Linked DNA regions of Homo sapiens: regions 1 and 2 are each linked to region 3. The links are chromatin loops, found by intact Hi-C in ENCODE. Cell type or tissue: endothelial cell of umbilical vein. All regions are shown on one strand.

Region 1 (5,000 bases), 550 kb after region 3:
CCTTAGACATGAAGATTATTAGAATATTTTTGATCAGTATATCTTCAGGAATGTTACTATGCATCATTTTGTGTTACAAGACAAAAACTCTACCATTAATTAGTGAAAATATGAGATTTTCTCTACTTTTAAAATTTCTTTCCTAAAGATACAAACATTGTAAGATAGCACTTAGTAATCAGTGAGCCTGCTGCTGATTTTAGGCTTGATGCTTGGCACTGGCAGAAACAAGTCACATATGTCAGCCACCAGTAGTGCTGGTCTTATGTAGGAATCCCCAGGGTTGCCATCTCACCAACACTAGTCCCCAACATCTTGGTAATTGAGTGTGTAGAGGGAATGACCTTCAAGAAATTTATGGTAACTTTTCATGCCTTGAATCGTGGTTTAATTTGCTTCGAATGGCTTTTATTTTTTTTAACATTTCAGGGTTGAACATTCTGATGAGTCAGTGATTCAGTGATTCACAAGCTTGCTGTTCTGTCTTCAAATATTATGCATTTCCAGATGTTATTTATTGTGTAAGGTGATTTTAAACCAGTATATTTCAGGACAGTCATATAGAAAAATACATACCCTACCTGGATCTGCCTCATTAAGAAATACTACCAAAATCAGTGAGAAGAGTATTACTGTTTTTGAAAATGAAGTGTCTAACTTAAAAAAAAAAAGGCATTCAATTTTTCAGGCCATAAAACAAGAGTATAGACACGTTCATGTGTATAAACATTAACCCTAACTGAGATCGATTTTAAGAATACTGAGAAGATCCTTAAGGATCTCATTTTGAAAATCACTTGCTATATACGTCAGTAACTCTTGCTTTGGTTTAGTGGAGTTCAGGGAATAGCTTCATTAATGTCTACAAACTTGTTTTATGGACCTTGAAATTACAGCCTTTAATTCCCATTAAAAAAAAATGTCTCTAAGTTTTGAGTGATGTTAGAAAACAAATAAAAAATTATTACCACCCCAGTTTAAGAGCTCAATAATTAAGTAAGACTATTTTGATTATAAATGGTAGCAGTGGCAACTTGGTAGTTTTTATTGTTGACAATTGAATACGTAAGTTAAATAATGGGGCTCCTCAGCAGAATAAGGTTTGTAAAAGAGGACTTTTCAGCAGTTGAAGTAGATTGAAGTTTTTATTTGGCCTTTTTTTTCATTCTTTTACTTGCAACCAGCTTTTTAAAAAAGAATCTTTGACTTGAATCCTTAAATGCTGGCTTGAACTGTTATTTTGTGTAATTTTTTACTTGCCTCAATCTTGTCCTTTCTAACCATGTTTTGTGACTAATCCTCTGTGAGGGAGTGTCTGGGTAAAGCTTTTGGGCCTTAAGTAACATAACTAGGCTACATGCATGAGTCACAACTGACCTAAATATAATCCCCAGGAAATGATTAGTTTGCCAGGTTTCTCCTCTAAGGGTTAGTTAGTGCTGTTTCTTAAAAGACTAAGAGAAATTAGAAAGATAAATATATTTGTAGTCACTATCAGAAAGTGAATAAGAAAAATGAACACGGCAAATTTAGCTTCTTATGGATCTTTCCACTTGGTAGTTGATTTGGCTGTCTTTTGAACTTTAACATGAAGTTCAAATGAGATATGGGTAGTATTTTAAAAATTTAAGCCTGTTTACTTTTCTACCCAGCTAATATTCTTTGCTTACTTTCCTCTGCTTTTTTCATACTTTTTACTCTCCAGAACTGCCTAAAGTTACAGAAGGTGCGTAACACCTTTTCTTCTTCTATTCCATATGTTTTTATTAGTTGCCTTTGTTATATACCGTTGGTTGTATGTTTTATGAAATGATGTACTGGGACAAATTTATTTTAAAAATCTACATAGTAATAAAATTAATGATAGTATTTATTATTGGCTTTCAAGGACATATCATTAGAAAATACTTCTGAAGCAGTTAATTATAATCATGTAAAATATTTGTTTAAGTCTACTTGTGTAAGGACCTGTACAGAATGATTTGGGCAGTCCCTGCCCCCTAGTGGCTAATAAGCTGTCACACATGACAGTTGAACTTTTTCGCAGTGAATTAAATGGACTCGTTGAAAGGACAAGGAGATCGGTAATATCTCTCTAAAGAACTTATATACTAAAATCTGTAATTGCCTGTACCAAAAGTTTTAGTCTTCTTTTTGTTCTGGGACAAATGAACGTATTTCAGGTCATGCTGAATGTAAATATTCATTTTCCTATAAAATAATGAATACTAAAAGCATCCAGAGTTTGTGGTTTAAATCATGCCCCATTAAGTCTGTGAAATTGCTAACTTTATTTAGAGTGATAAAACAACATCTTAGGAGTTAAAAATGATTTCTTTCATTTTACCTCCTAACCTCAAGCTTTATATACAGTGCTCACATGCTAGTGTATTTCCTCAAAAAAAAAAAAAAAATGAACTGAAACATCTAGAAAGCATTTCAGGTTTGACCTCTTGGTCTTTTGTTATAAAGCATGAAGCCTGTTTAACTTTTTATAATTTCAAACAGCCATGTTGTTGTTGCTCTTACTTAGAGTTATTGAGAAAGCTGTAACTTATCTTTAGAAATGTTATCAATGCATGTGAAATTTTTTTAAGCAAAGAAATGGATAATTCAGTTAATATTCTAGTGACCAAAATAAATTATGGATTATAGATGCATTTTTCATTTTAATTAAAAAGTATTTGGCAAAAATATACATACTGAAGATGAAAGTAACAAAAGTAACAAAAGAAAAATTTCACCTGGGAAAAAAAGGAAAGCAAATTGTTTTTGTGTGTACTGAATTCATAGTCATTGTTTTGTTAGAGCAACAGCCACATCAGGTACGAAAAAATGTTTAGGTTTGTTCCCACCTGTTTTTGTATTTTGTTTTTACATTTTAGCTTAATTGTATTTTGGGAAACTGTGGTGAAAGCCTGTTTTAACATTTGTAAGTTAGTGCATTAGACTGCATGCTTTTTATTTATTTTTTAGAACTTTATTTCATTAACATATTAAATTATTTATAAAAATAAAGTTTGATTTTTTCATATCATTTGAATCATTCTATCCTCTTTTTCAGCTGCTAAATGTGACCTGTGCTTATAACTATACCTACCTATATGTATTATGTTATAGTCTTTTCTACTTTTTTGACTATTTTACTTTGAATTTTTACCTCTTTAAGAATCTGTTCCAAGTGGAGAAAATCAGAGTGTGACAGGAGGTGATGAAGAAGTAGTAGATGAATACCAAGAGTTAAATGCAAGAGAAGAACAGGATATCGAAATAATGATGGAAGGCTGTGAATATGCAATCTCGAATGCGGAAGCCTTTGCAGAAAAATTGTCCAGAGAGCTGCAGGTGCTAGATGGGGTAAGACTTTCCTGAATTCTATGAATAAGTGATGTATAGTGGATTGAGAAGGCTAATGATGTTCATATTATACTACCTCAGCACTTAAGCCTTTATAGTGTGTTATTGCCATCTTTATCTATAAGCACATTACCAGCTGCCATCAGTCTTTTACTGTTCTTGTTCAAAAGATGAACTATTCCTGTTAAGCCAATGAAGACAGTTGGCTGAGATTCTGGATTTGGGGAGGTTCTTGATATGAAGTGACTGGAGTAAAAACTAGGCCAGAGAACATCTTGGGAGTTGATTCGCTCAGCCTCTGAAACATGTCTGAATAGTTCAGTGCCAAAGAATAGCATTTGTGTGTATGTGTGTGGTTTGAAAAAAATAAAAATAGGGATGAAGTATAAAGAGAGAAATGTGGCTGAAATATGTGAATCATTTACCAAAGAAGAGTGGAGTGAGTGTGGTGAAAACAGGAGAGCCAGAGAAAAAGATCTGTGACTTCTTTGCTAAAATGTTTTAGAATAGACCTTTTTGTTTTGTGTGCAGTTTTTGAGTGTAATTCAAATGCACAGCACCTGCTGGGGCAGTGGCTTACACCTGTAATCTCAACACTTTCGGAGACTGAGGCGAGCAGATCACCTGAGGTCAGGAATTCGAGACGAGCCTGGCCAACATGGCAAAACCACATCTCTACTAAAAAAAAAAAAATTAGCCAGACATGGTGGCATGCTCCTGTGGTCCCAGCTACTTGGGAGGCTGAGGCACAAGAATCGCTTGAACCTGGAAGACAGAGGTTGCCGTGAACTGAGATCGTGCCACTGCACTCCAGCTTGGGTGACAGAGTGACACTCTGTCTCAAAACAAAACAGAACAAAACAAAAAAATCAAACACACCGCATCTCTTATGCTAGAGTAATCTAAAATCATTTGGGTTTGTTCTGGTTTTAAGAAAAGGTAAGCATTTAAGAAATCCCTCAGAGGATAAGGAACATTTTAAAGACTTAAATTTTAGTGTTGTATACATGAAAGGTACAGAAGTTATGGGGTCTGACTCAGGCCCAGAGAGATTATATGAATAGTCCAGGCTTACAAGTTTACAGAGTTCACTGAAAGCAAAGCCTAGAAATGATTTTAAGATGTTAAGGAAGAAATCCTGGGCAGATTCAAACCCCAGCTCTGTTACTTAAGAGATGTCAGTGGCTTCTGAACCCTTCTGACTCTTAAAGTCGTATTGCACTTACATTTTATTTACTGTGGATAGTATGTAAATAACGTGTGAAACCACAGCGTCAGCTGTACAATGATATCCTTTAAATTTCTGGTCCAGGTTTTTCATCGTACCATGTTACTTGCCTTCTTAATATGGCTTAGTGATTTATATTTTTTGTTCTAATTAATATGGTATATATGTTCCAAGTCAGCATATTGCTTTGCAGTTTAATTTTGGATTTGGCAGTTTCCTTATTTCAGGGAATTCAGAATCAATAGTCAGAATCATTTAGAAAATAGTGATAAGGGGATGGTGGTTTGTTACTGCTTTGCCTGGGGAAGAAAAAAAAAACAGTTGAAAGAGAAAAGAAAAAAGATGATAGAAGGAGCTATCGGCCGTATGCTCTTCTACATCCTGTTACTAGTTCCCATCATACTACAGTTATAAA
Region 2 (5,000 bases), 320 kb before region 3:
TCTAAAAGCTTCTTCCATTTGGAAGACATCCTCCAGATTCTCACACAGCTTAAGCATTCATATTATCCAAATATCTGGTCAAATGTCCCTTTTTAGAAAGATATTCCCAGGATATCCTGCTGCAATAGCCTGACTAACCATCCCATCAATCTCTATCACTAACCCTGATTTATGCTTTTCATGTTTCACCTGAAATTATATTATTCCATTAATTGTTTTCTTATAGCCCGTGTACTATTAATAGTTTGTTCTTGTACTACTATAAAGAAATATGCGAGACTGGGTAATTTACAAAGAAAAGAGGTTTAATTGACTCACAGTTCTGCAGGCTGTACAGGTTGGGGAGGCCTTAGGAAACTTTCAATCATGGCGGAAGGTGAAGGAGAACCAGGCACATCTTACATGGCTGGAGTAGGAGGGAAGAGAGATAGGGGGAGATGCCACACACTTTTAAACAACCAGATCTCCTGAGAACTCACTCACTATCATGAGAACAGCAAGGGGGAAATCCACCTCCATGATCAAATCCTCTCCCACCAGGCCCTACCTCCAATATAGGGGGTTATAATTCAAATGAGATTTGGGTGGGGACACAAATCCAAACCATACCAGCCTGTCTGTCCCTTAGAATGTAAGCTTCAAGAGGACAAGGATGTGGCCTGCCTTAGTCACTGCTGTATCCCCAGCTCCTAGAACATTCCTAAACCATCAATATGTATTGAATAAATAAATAATGAATAGTTCATTGGGGACATTAAATTTATATGAAACTTTCCCTTTGGGAACATTTAACTATGTTATTCAATAATATTTAATAACAGCCAATTCCCCAGAGGTATCTACAGAGAATATCTCTATCACAATCATTTTTCTTGAAACAACTTTTTCCATGCATTCATTTCATATAAATGGCTGTTCTCTCTGCACTGAAAGTTGAACAAGACAAATAGAATTCACGTATAAATCTGAATTCTCTTAGCATCGCTGAAACCCAGACGAAAAGCACATGTGTGAAGAAGCTGGTGAGGCTTTCCCTTTCATGGGTCTTCTATGGCATATATTTATCCACCAGTCTCCTGAATGAAAGGCTGCACTTTTTAAATTCCAAACTAAGCACTTCAAAGGAAGAGCCTCCTGCTTTCCTAAATATGCTTAGTGCAAAAGATTGCATTGCAAGGGCTATCTGGGGGCATTTCTACCTGTGGCCAAAATCCAAATGTCTTGAGGTTTTTTTTTTTTTTTTCAGATTATTGTTTATATGCTTCAGATTGTTTATATGCTGCATATATGTTTATATGCAGATAAGCATATGAGAGAGAATGGGCTATAATTATTAAATAATGAAAACAATTTTTCCACACAACTTATGAATATCATCCTCATGAAGATTGGCTAATCAAATGTTTCTCCCTGCATTCTGCCAAGAATTTAATTAAAAATGGCTTTGATGGTGTGTATCCAAGGAAAACTAATTCCTGGTTTTAACTAAGGAATAAATGAATACTTAAAGCAGGTTGCTATGATGGACCAGGAGTGCACAAGTAGAGTTTTGTTTTGTTTTGTTTTGTTTTTTGTTTTTGTTTTTGTTTTTTTGAGATGGAGTTTTGCTTTTGTTGCCCAGGCTGGAGTGCAATGGCACAGTCTCGACTCACTGCAACCTCCACCTCCTGGGTTCAAGCGATTCTCTTGCCTCAGCCTTCCAAGTAGCTGAGATTACAGGCGCCCACCACCATGCCCAGCTAATGTTTTTTGTATTTTTAGTAGAGACAGGGTTTCACTATGTTGGCCAGGCTGGTCTCGAACCCCTGGCCTTAGGTAATCCACCTGCCTCGGCCTCCCAAAGTGCTGGGATTACAGGCATGAGCCACTGCACCCAGCCACAAGTAGGATTTTGACACATTGAACTGGTTTGCATGCCAAATCTAGTCAATGGCTTAAATAAGTTGTTGAGAAAGATGTTTCTTTGGTGCAAAGAATACAGAATAAGAAAAGTGAAAATATTTGATTCAACAAACTTTTTGAGAGTTACCTATCAAATACTCCATGGAAAGCAATACTGCTCAGACCACTACAGTCGCCTTGCATTAAGCATCTCATGATCTCCATTTCAATCATAATACTTCTTCAGATGAATTTTATTCATGTATTTCATTCCACTCTTACCTGATTCCCTATAGTGTCTTTGTATTATTGCCTTGGACTGCAGCTATGCTTTGGTGGCAAGAATGTAGCCTGTGTTCAAGATCAACTTGAACAGGTTAAACTTTTCAATTGGCTGCATAAAGTTTGGCAGGCACTTAATCTGTCTCAGTTTGCTCAGTTTGTTACACCACAAAATGCAGCTAGTGATACCTACCTATTGGGTTGCTATGAGGGGTGAGTGTGACCATATATGGGAGTATTTCTCAATGATCAATGGCATAGGCAAGACCAGAATCAGGGTGAGATGAATGAGAAGCAACATTTAAGAGGACACCAAAAAACTACCATCAGGATAAATATTTTAATAAAATATGTTGCAGAAATCTAAATCAATGGAAAAAATCCATGATGAACAAAATACCAAAAATTCAGGCTCTGGATATGAGAATATGAGAGATATAACAGTATGTTTGATAGAGGTATAACAGACAAACATTTGACCAGTGGTCTTTCTTGCCACGTCATACGGTTTTAATCCTGTCCTTTACTTCTCAGCAGCTGGCTTCAGAGCATCCATCAGTGTCTGCCTCCTCACTATCCAGCCAGCTGGGAGCTTTTTTCTCCTTGCTATTTGCTTAAATTCTTGCTTTCTCTTCCTTGGAGTACATAGTTGCCTTTCTGACAATTTTCAACTCTTACTCTTCAAGTTCCTTTATTGTCCTGCTAGGGGTGCTCCAGTTCTTTGGAAAAACTCTCTTTTTAGCTCAGGATTTGGTGCCAAGAGTATTTTAGCCTTGTTTTTTCTGATGTTGGACTCCTGCATCAAATGCTGGCTCTTCCTCAAGATCTCAAGTTCAAGTAATGTTGCAAAAAGTGTGCACTCTCAAGTGAGCTGTTCACACAGAGTTCCATTTACTGGTCCATCTAGGTGACAAGCCAATACATACAACCTACAGATTTCATGGAAACACAAAGGCAACCAATGTCTGATTATCAGTTACATGAAGCAAGTTTAGAAGACTAGGTGATATGTCCCTGAGAGAGAGACTCTTCTCTCTGTCACTCAGGGAAGGACTCTCTTCTTCTGTTGCAAGCATGGGGCATTGATTGATTTATTAATTCATTGATTTTTCTTATCACCATCATCAGATCCCTATTTCTACCAATAATTACTACCCTTTACTGGTTATTTACTATGTGCTAGTTGCTGTGCATACATTGTTTCATTCAATCCTTGTAGCATGCTTTTGGAGTAGGAATTATTAACTTATTTAAGGATGAGGAAACCCAATCTTAGAGATGCTCTTATAGCTATCAATAATAAATTCTCTTATGTATTCACTCTACAAATATTTATAAAGTTCCTTAAATAATTGAGCTTCTGTGCTAGTATCTTTGGAAACTAAAATAGACTGGCTGAGTGCTATGGTTTGAATGCTTGAGTCGTTCCAAAATTCATGTTGAAACATAATCCCTAATGCAACAGTATTAAGAAATAGGGCATTTAGAAGGTTATTCGGCCATGAGAAATTCACCCCCTTGAATGAATTGGTGCCTTATAAAAGGGCTTGAGTGGGCACAGGCACAGCATTCCTCCCCTGTGGAGGAAGAAGTGTCCAAGGTGCCATCTTGGAAGAAGAGACGGGGACCTCACCAGACACTGAACCTGCTGGTGCCTTGATCTTGGACTTGCCAGCCTCCAGAACTGTGAGAAATACATTTCTATTATCTATAAATTACCCAGTCTAAAATAACGTATTTTGTTAACAGCAATATATATAGACTAAGAAACTGAGGTAAGCAGAAAAGGGATTTATAAAAGGATATTGAGTAGCTCGCAGAATCCCAGAGAGAAGAGATGCCCACAGAAAAAAGCCTAGAGTCACATCAGAGACCCAATCTGGTGAGGAACTTGTCACCACTGACTCCACTGTCAGGGGTGCTGGAATATGCTATCAGCACTGTCACCACTAGTCCCCCTGGGACTTGTTCCTGCTACACTGCCACCGCCAATAGAGAGCCTCTTGGATGTCCTTGCTGCTTTGCAACATTAGTTCTCCATTCAAAACCTAACCTGGGGCACCTTTTGGAAAACTATAAGTCACACATCCACACCCTAACTACAAGGAAGACTGGGAATATGAGGATCTAGAAGCTTCTACAGAAAGAGGTGATTTGGATCTCCAACAGAGACTCAATTTTTTAAATGTAGGAAGGAACTTCAGGTGCTGGCACATCCAAAAGAATCACAGGTAACTGCTACATTGAGTCCTTGCCCTTCAGGCACTTATAAATGAACAGGGCAGAAGACGCACACCAATGACCACAGTATGTAAGAAATGCCACCAAAGATGAGGACAAAAAAAAATCCTTCTTGGCAGGAGGTAGAGGATGCATTCTCACTGGAGATAACAGGACAAATTCAAAGAAGGGATCACACTTCTACTGAGTCTTACAAAGTGGTAGAATTTGATAGATTATGATGCTGAGTGGGTCAAATAGGAAAAACAATTCAAAGAACAAGATACCCAAGCAAAAATGTACAAGGTTTATTGGCAAGGATGAGTACTCACATTGTGCTGAGTAGAGCAGAGGGTCTTCGGTGTGATTTAGGTGTGAAATGACCAAGGCTTTTGGCCATGGTGAAGGGGAAGAAGGAATAGACTCAGCAGTAATTATGAGGGAAAGATCAACTGGGCTTACTCCTCCTTCTAGATCTTGTTATGTTTATACTTCCTCATTTGTGTCTATGATTGTCTGAGTAACAACTGTCTCCTCTATCAGATAGGAACCTTCATAAGCAGGGACAGTGCCTGCTATTTCTCCCCATCATATACCTGGTGGCTTGCCTAGTAATG
Region 3 (5,000 bases):
CAACTTCCTTTATGGGAAAATTCTCTCAACTCAACCTTTTATATAATCCAAAACCATTAGGCTTGAATCATCCTTCTCTGCTGCATTAAGATATCATTCATGTCAGGTCCTTGTCTGCCTTTTTCCCTGATAAAGTTGCCCCTCCATCTCCAGCTCTCTGCTCCTTTTACGAACATGAGAAACAGGGGCATTTTTATACTCTATATTGGTTTGGGGTCCTTCTGAGCCCTGAGGGAATATTCTGAGATCATGCTTTCCCTGTGAATCTATTGAAATCGATTTTCCTTCTTCCTACATGTGAGGTGAACTGTGATTTCTTGGCCTAGGTGGCTTTGTTCCTGGCCAAAAATAAAAGAGGAAATTTGATCAGGAAAAATCATTTGGGCTGGTTTTCAAGAACCTGGTGAAAAGTTTCAGAATTTGCATGTTCTCAGATGGAGTCACACACAGACTAAGAAGAAAAAGGAGGAGGGAGAGAATGAAGAGGAGGAGGAGAGATAAAAAGAAGAAAAGAAACCAAAAAAAAGAAACACTTTTATATCAGGAAATGTTGACATTTTTAAAACAACATATTTTTTCCTGCCTGTGAACCTTAAGCTATGCTTCCAAATCAAGACCTAGAAAAGTCAGCCCAGAATCATGTTTTCGTAGTATCTCCTGCATCAATAATATATTAAAGTAATGTAAATCCTCTGTCTGAAATATGGGAAGGAAAGACAAAAAATTTTCATCCAGGTGACTTGGATAAGATCGGGAACCAAATACCACAATGTCTTTACAAGCCCCTTTCCACGATATTACTAAGAAAAGTGGCTTTCACTGCCAAAGCAAAGAACTGAAGTAGTTTGCTGCATAATTTAGATTCACTTGGCCTAAATTCATCAAGGAATTGAGAATTTGGGGGCGTTGGAGGCAGTAGACTTTCTTTGCCTGGGGAATAGTCTCACTTTTCACCTTCATTTGTCACTAGATATAAAATTCCTCTAAAAGCTCAAGTAAGCAGGCATACAAGTAGCTTACTGATATTTCTGTATTATTATTGCTCTGTAAAATTAACATTTATTGAAGATTAACTATGTGCTACAGACTTCACATATATCATCTCATTTCATTCTCATGAAACATCCTCAGGAAAAAAAATATATCTCAACCATGATTTTCAGTTAAGGAAACTGGTATTCCAAGAGAGAATCAGTAAGCTGCCCAAGATGACAGAGCCAGTAGGTGGAAAAGAAAGGATGTGAATTCACCTCTATCTCATACACACACACACATACACACACTTACACACACACCATTTTGTTTGGATTCATCAAAAAGGGAGCACATGAAAAAACTGCTGGGAAATCTATGTGTGATAAAATATAGTGAGTTTGCTTTTACAATGATTACTGGGAGGAATTTATATTTGTAAAGTGAGTTGTCATGAAATCAGGTGATGAATTCGATCTATACATTCATGAAAGAGATTTCTTATTCATTCTGTTTTATACACTTAGAAAATGAGTTTAGTCAGGAGATCAAGACCATCCTGGCTAACAGAGTGAAACCCCATCTCTACCAAAAATACAAAAAATTAGCTGGGTGTGGTGGCATGCATCTGTAATCCTAGCTACTCAGGAGGTTGAGGCAGGAGAATCCCTTGAACCAGCGAGGCGGAGGTTGCAGTGTGACAAGATCGGGCCACTGCACTCCAGCCTGGGTAACAGAGCAAGACTCCGTCTCGAAACAAAATGAGTTTAGGTGACTTGGCTTAGGGAGTCATTAGTTAAATGAGAACTATGACAAAAGGTACCTGAGCTTTTGGCTCTCTGGCCTTGTTTAAAGCATGTTATGGGTTATCATTATAAAAGACAACCCTCGCCCCATCATGGATATGTAGACTTGGATATTGTAGATTGTGGTTTTGGTGACTGTTTTGTTGACTGATTGTTAAATTTAGCTTAAGATAGAGGAAGAGAGCTTCCTCAATGCAGTGTAGTAGTTAAGAGAACAAACCTTGGGATCAAACAGACTGAATATGAATTCACATTCTACCTCTTAATGGTTATGTGCCCAGGACAAGTTATTTAATACCTAGAGCACCCATTTTCTCATTCGAAATGTGGGAATGAGAAAAGTATCTACCTCACTGGTTTACTGTGGAGGTGAGTTAACTCATGTAACCCACTTGTTCACAAAACCTAACATATTTTAGTTATCATTAGAGGCACACTCAGGCAAAAGAAATATCAGGCTTTTGAAAAATGCACAGTGGGCATACCTTCTTAAAACTAAGTGTGAGTATTAAAATCATTTTTCCAGAAAAAAGTAATCTCTCAGGTATAGTATCCCTGGTGTATTGGCGAAATTACAGTTGATGTTGAGGTTACTTTTTATATTCATCATTTCCCTTTCAGAAAACTCAACGCACAAGCCACCAATACAAAGCACCAGTCATCCTGCGTTAGATAAAATTGAAGATGGAGAAATGTTTTCCTCCTTCTCATAAACAATCATGTCACAAATGTATTTAAATCTGACCTACACTAGTCAGCAATTTTACTGTTTCCACTGTGGCTCTATTAAATACCTGGTCACCATCCTATATCTAAAAATATTATATAATCAGAAATCAATCTCATACAGCTCCCTATCAAGAATGGATAACAATGACGTTAAGTATTCCTTCCATGATTTACTTTGGCATAATTAATAATAACTTTATTAGACATTAGTTATTAGACAAGCTTACAGAGAATATAATATACTTACCGTCAGTAGATTCTAGACTCAAAAATTATTAAATAAATGAAGGAAGAAAGGAATAAATGAGTAAATAAATAAATAATATAAGAATGGCAGAATTCTCCCCTATCCAAAAACATGTTTTCAGGGACAAAACAAAGAACATTAGCGCCACCTCGAGGCAGAAGTCTATTTGAAACGTAAGATAGACCTGAATCTTAGGAGAAGATTAGCACTAAAAGGAGTAGCAGAGATGGTCATTAGGGCCCTGTGTGGCTATAAATAGTAGCACATAGGTGGCGACTGAGCACTTGAAATTTGGATAGTCCAAATTGAGATGTACCGTGAGTGTAAAATACACACCAGATTTTGAAGATGGAAAAAAGAATGTAAAACATCTCATTCCTAATTTTTATCTTGATGACAGAAAAATTATTTTTGATTATATAATGTTAAGTACAATATTTATTATTATAATTATTATTAATTTTACCTAGTTATTTTTATCTTTTTAATGTGGCGGCTAGAAATTTAAAATTAAATCTGTAGCTCCGTTATCTTTCTATTGGACAATACTAATCTCACCCTTACTGCTCAGAATGTGGGCCAGGGACCAGCAGCATGGTTATTTATTACCTGGGAGCTTGTTAGAAATGCAGAATCCCTGGCCTTATCCCCAGCCTTCTGAATCAGTTTTGCATTTCAGCAAAATCCCCAGGTAACTAGTATGTATATTAAGTTTGAAACTTGCTGATGTAATCCAATCCCCTTGTTTTACAAATGCGCAAACTAAGACCCGTGTTGGCGGCATGGCTCATTCTTGGTTATCTACCTGGTGACCCTAAAACCCCGGTGATCTTGAAACTACTAAATATCCACTTTATAATACATCCTCCTAAGGACCCATCTATTGCTTAGAGTAAAAATAAAGTAAGACTACTGCTTCATTGGCAAACAAAACACATTATTGTAAATATACAAGAAAATGTGATGTACTTAGGGATCCTTGTAACAGAATTGTAGGGTATTCAGTGTTTGTGTAAGTCAGTGACTACACTTAGAAAACCTCTGCTGTCTAAGCTATTACTACAAATAACATACTTCGGCCATGAAAAAAGGCCAGAGTGCAGAATCAATAATGCACATTCCAATCACTGAGTCAGTAAAATCAATTTAAAGAAGACTGATTCCTTTATGCTAAGTAAGAAGGAATTATAGTTTTGTAACTGAGTTCCTTGTGGGAAAGTCTTATTCATTCTTCCAATGTCCAGCTCCCCACAATATATTTAGCACATACAAGATTTTGAATAACTATTTGTTGAATGAAAACATTCGTTTCTGTTTATTGGGTCTATACCTCAGGAAACATCCCCTTCTTTACATTGTCTAGTAACAATGTAAAGAAACTAAGGAAAACACTTAAGTAGGAACCACAGCTAAAATTAGTAGTGATTTTATGCCAAAATCTCTTTGTAACTAAGCACATTGTTAAGAGAAAATTCAAATAGATGTTAGCTTTGGTTGTGAAAATAAAATCCATTGCATAGAAAGGTGAGGTTCCAATTAAAATAATATTGGCAGGTAACTCCAAGGAGCAAAAGTGGTTAAAATATTTTCACTCATCTTTGTAAAGATTGTTATAAGACAGATTAATCAAGCCTAATCAATTCCCAGTGTGCTGTGCATATGAATCAAATGTTCCTCTCACAAGAGAGCATTTTTTTGAATACCAAATGGAAAATGTAGATTTAACTTAGGAAATGAAGTTTTGTGTTATAGAAATTGAATATACTAAGTAGAATAGGAAGAACCTTAATGAAATGATTTTTTTATGATGTAAGTCATATAGGAAGGAAAGTTTAACTCCCACTCTCTTCCTTTCAATTGTCCCATTTCCTCATGTTTTATCCATTACTCATGTCATGTTTTGTCATTAACCTAAATAAAATAATGGGACATCAATCCTACTTGTTATACATAATAATGAACAGATTACTGTCACATATAATTATTGAAATGGTAATAATGGTAATAATAATAATAAATAGCAAACCCAAATATTAATTTATATATCATTAATTTGGCAATACCTTACAGCATTTCCTCTATCACTGTCTTGAATGTATATTGAATAATTCATTCATTGAATAATATATATTGAGAACTTATATGCCAGGCACTGACACAGTCACTAGAAATACAGCAGGGAATAAAATAGTCTTTCCCTCCTGGAGTCTGTGCATAAATGATGAAATGCACAGCATATCAGTATG

The links. Peaks named below come from ENCODE experiments on the same cell type or tissue, not always from the same donor. Only the 100,000 strongest peaks of a DNase experiment are listed, where the experiment ranks them.
Region 1: it touches region 3 in a loop (9-fold over the local background); 8 of 110 quality-filtered maps call a loop at or near these places.
Region 2: it touches region 3 in a loop (11-fold over the local background); 60 of 110 quality-filtered maps call a loop at or near these places.

What each region holds. Positions count from the first base shown.
Region 1 is chr4:55,865,167-55,870,166 of GRCh38, forward strand. It overlaps EXOC1 (exocyst complex component 1), which reads left to right. Exons shown (of 19, transcript NM_001024924.2): 5 at 3,170-3,357. Among named protein-coding and RNA genes, the nearest start is that of EXOC1, 14 kb to the left of the region's middle. In endothelial cell of umbilical vein, a CTCF peak has its summit at 2,003 (motif pointing left); DNase peaks (open chromatin) are centred at 1,365 and 2,015; H3K27ac peaks cover 1,746 bases.
Region 2 is chr4:54,996,309-55,001,308 of GRCh38, forward strand. No RefSeq gene overlaps it. Among named protein-coding and RNA genes, the nearest start is that of KDR, 130 kb to the right of the region's middle. In endothelial cell of umbilical vein, a CTCF peak has its summit at 2,881; a DNase peak (open chromatin) is centred at 2,913; H3K27me3 peaks cover 151 bases.
Region 3 is chr4:55,318,967-55,323,966 of GRCh38, forward strand. No RefSeq gene overlaps it. Among named protein-coding and RNA genes, the nearest start is that of SRD5A3, 25 kb to the right of the region's middle. In endothelial cell of umbilical vein, a CTCF peak has its summit at 2,910 (motif pointing left); DNase peaks (open chromatin) are centred at 2,895 and 4,595; H3K27ac peaks cover 1,260 bases.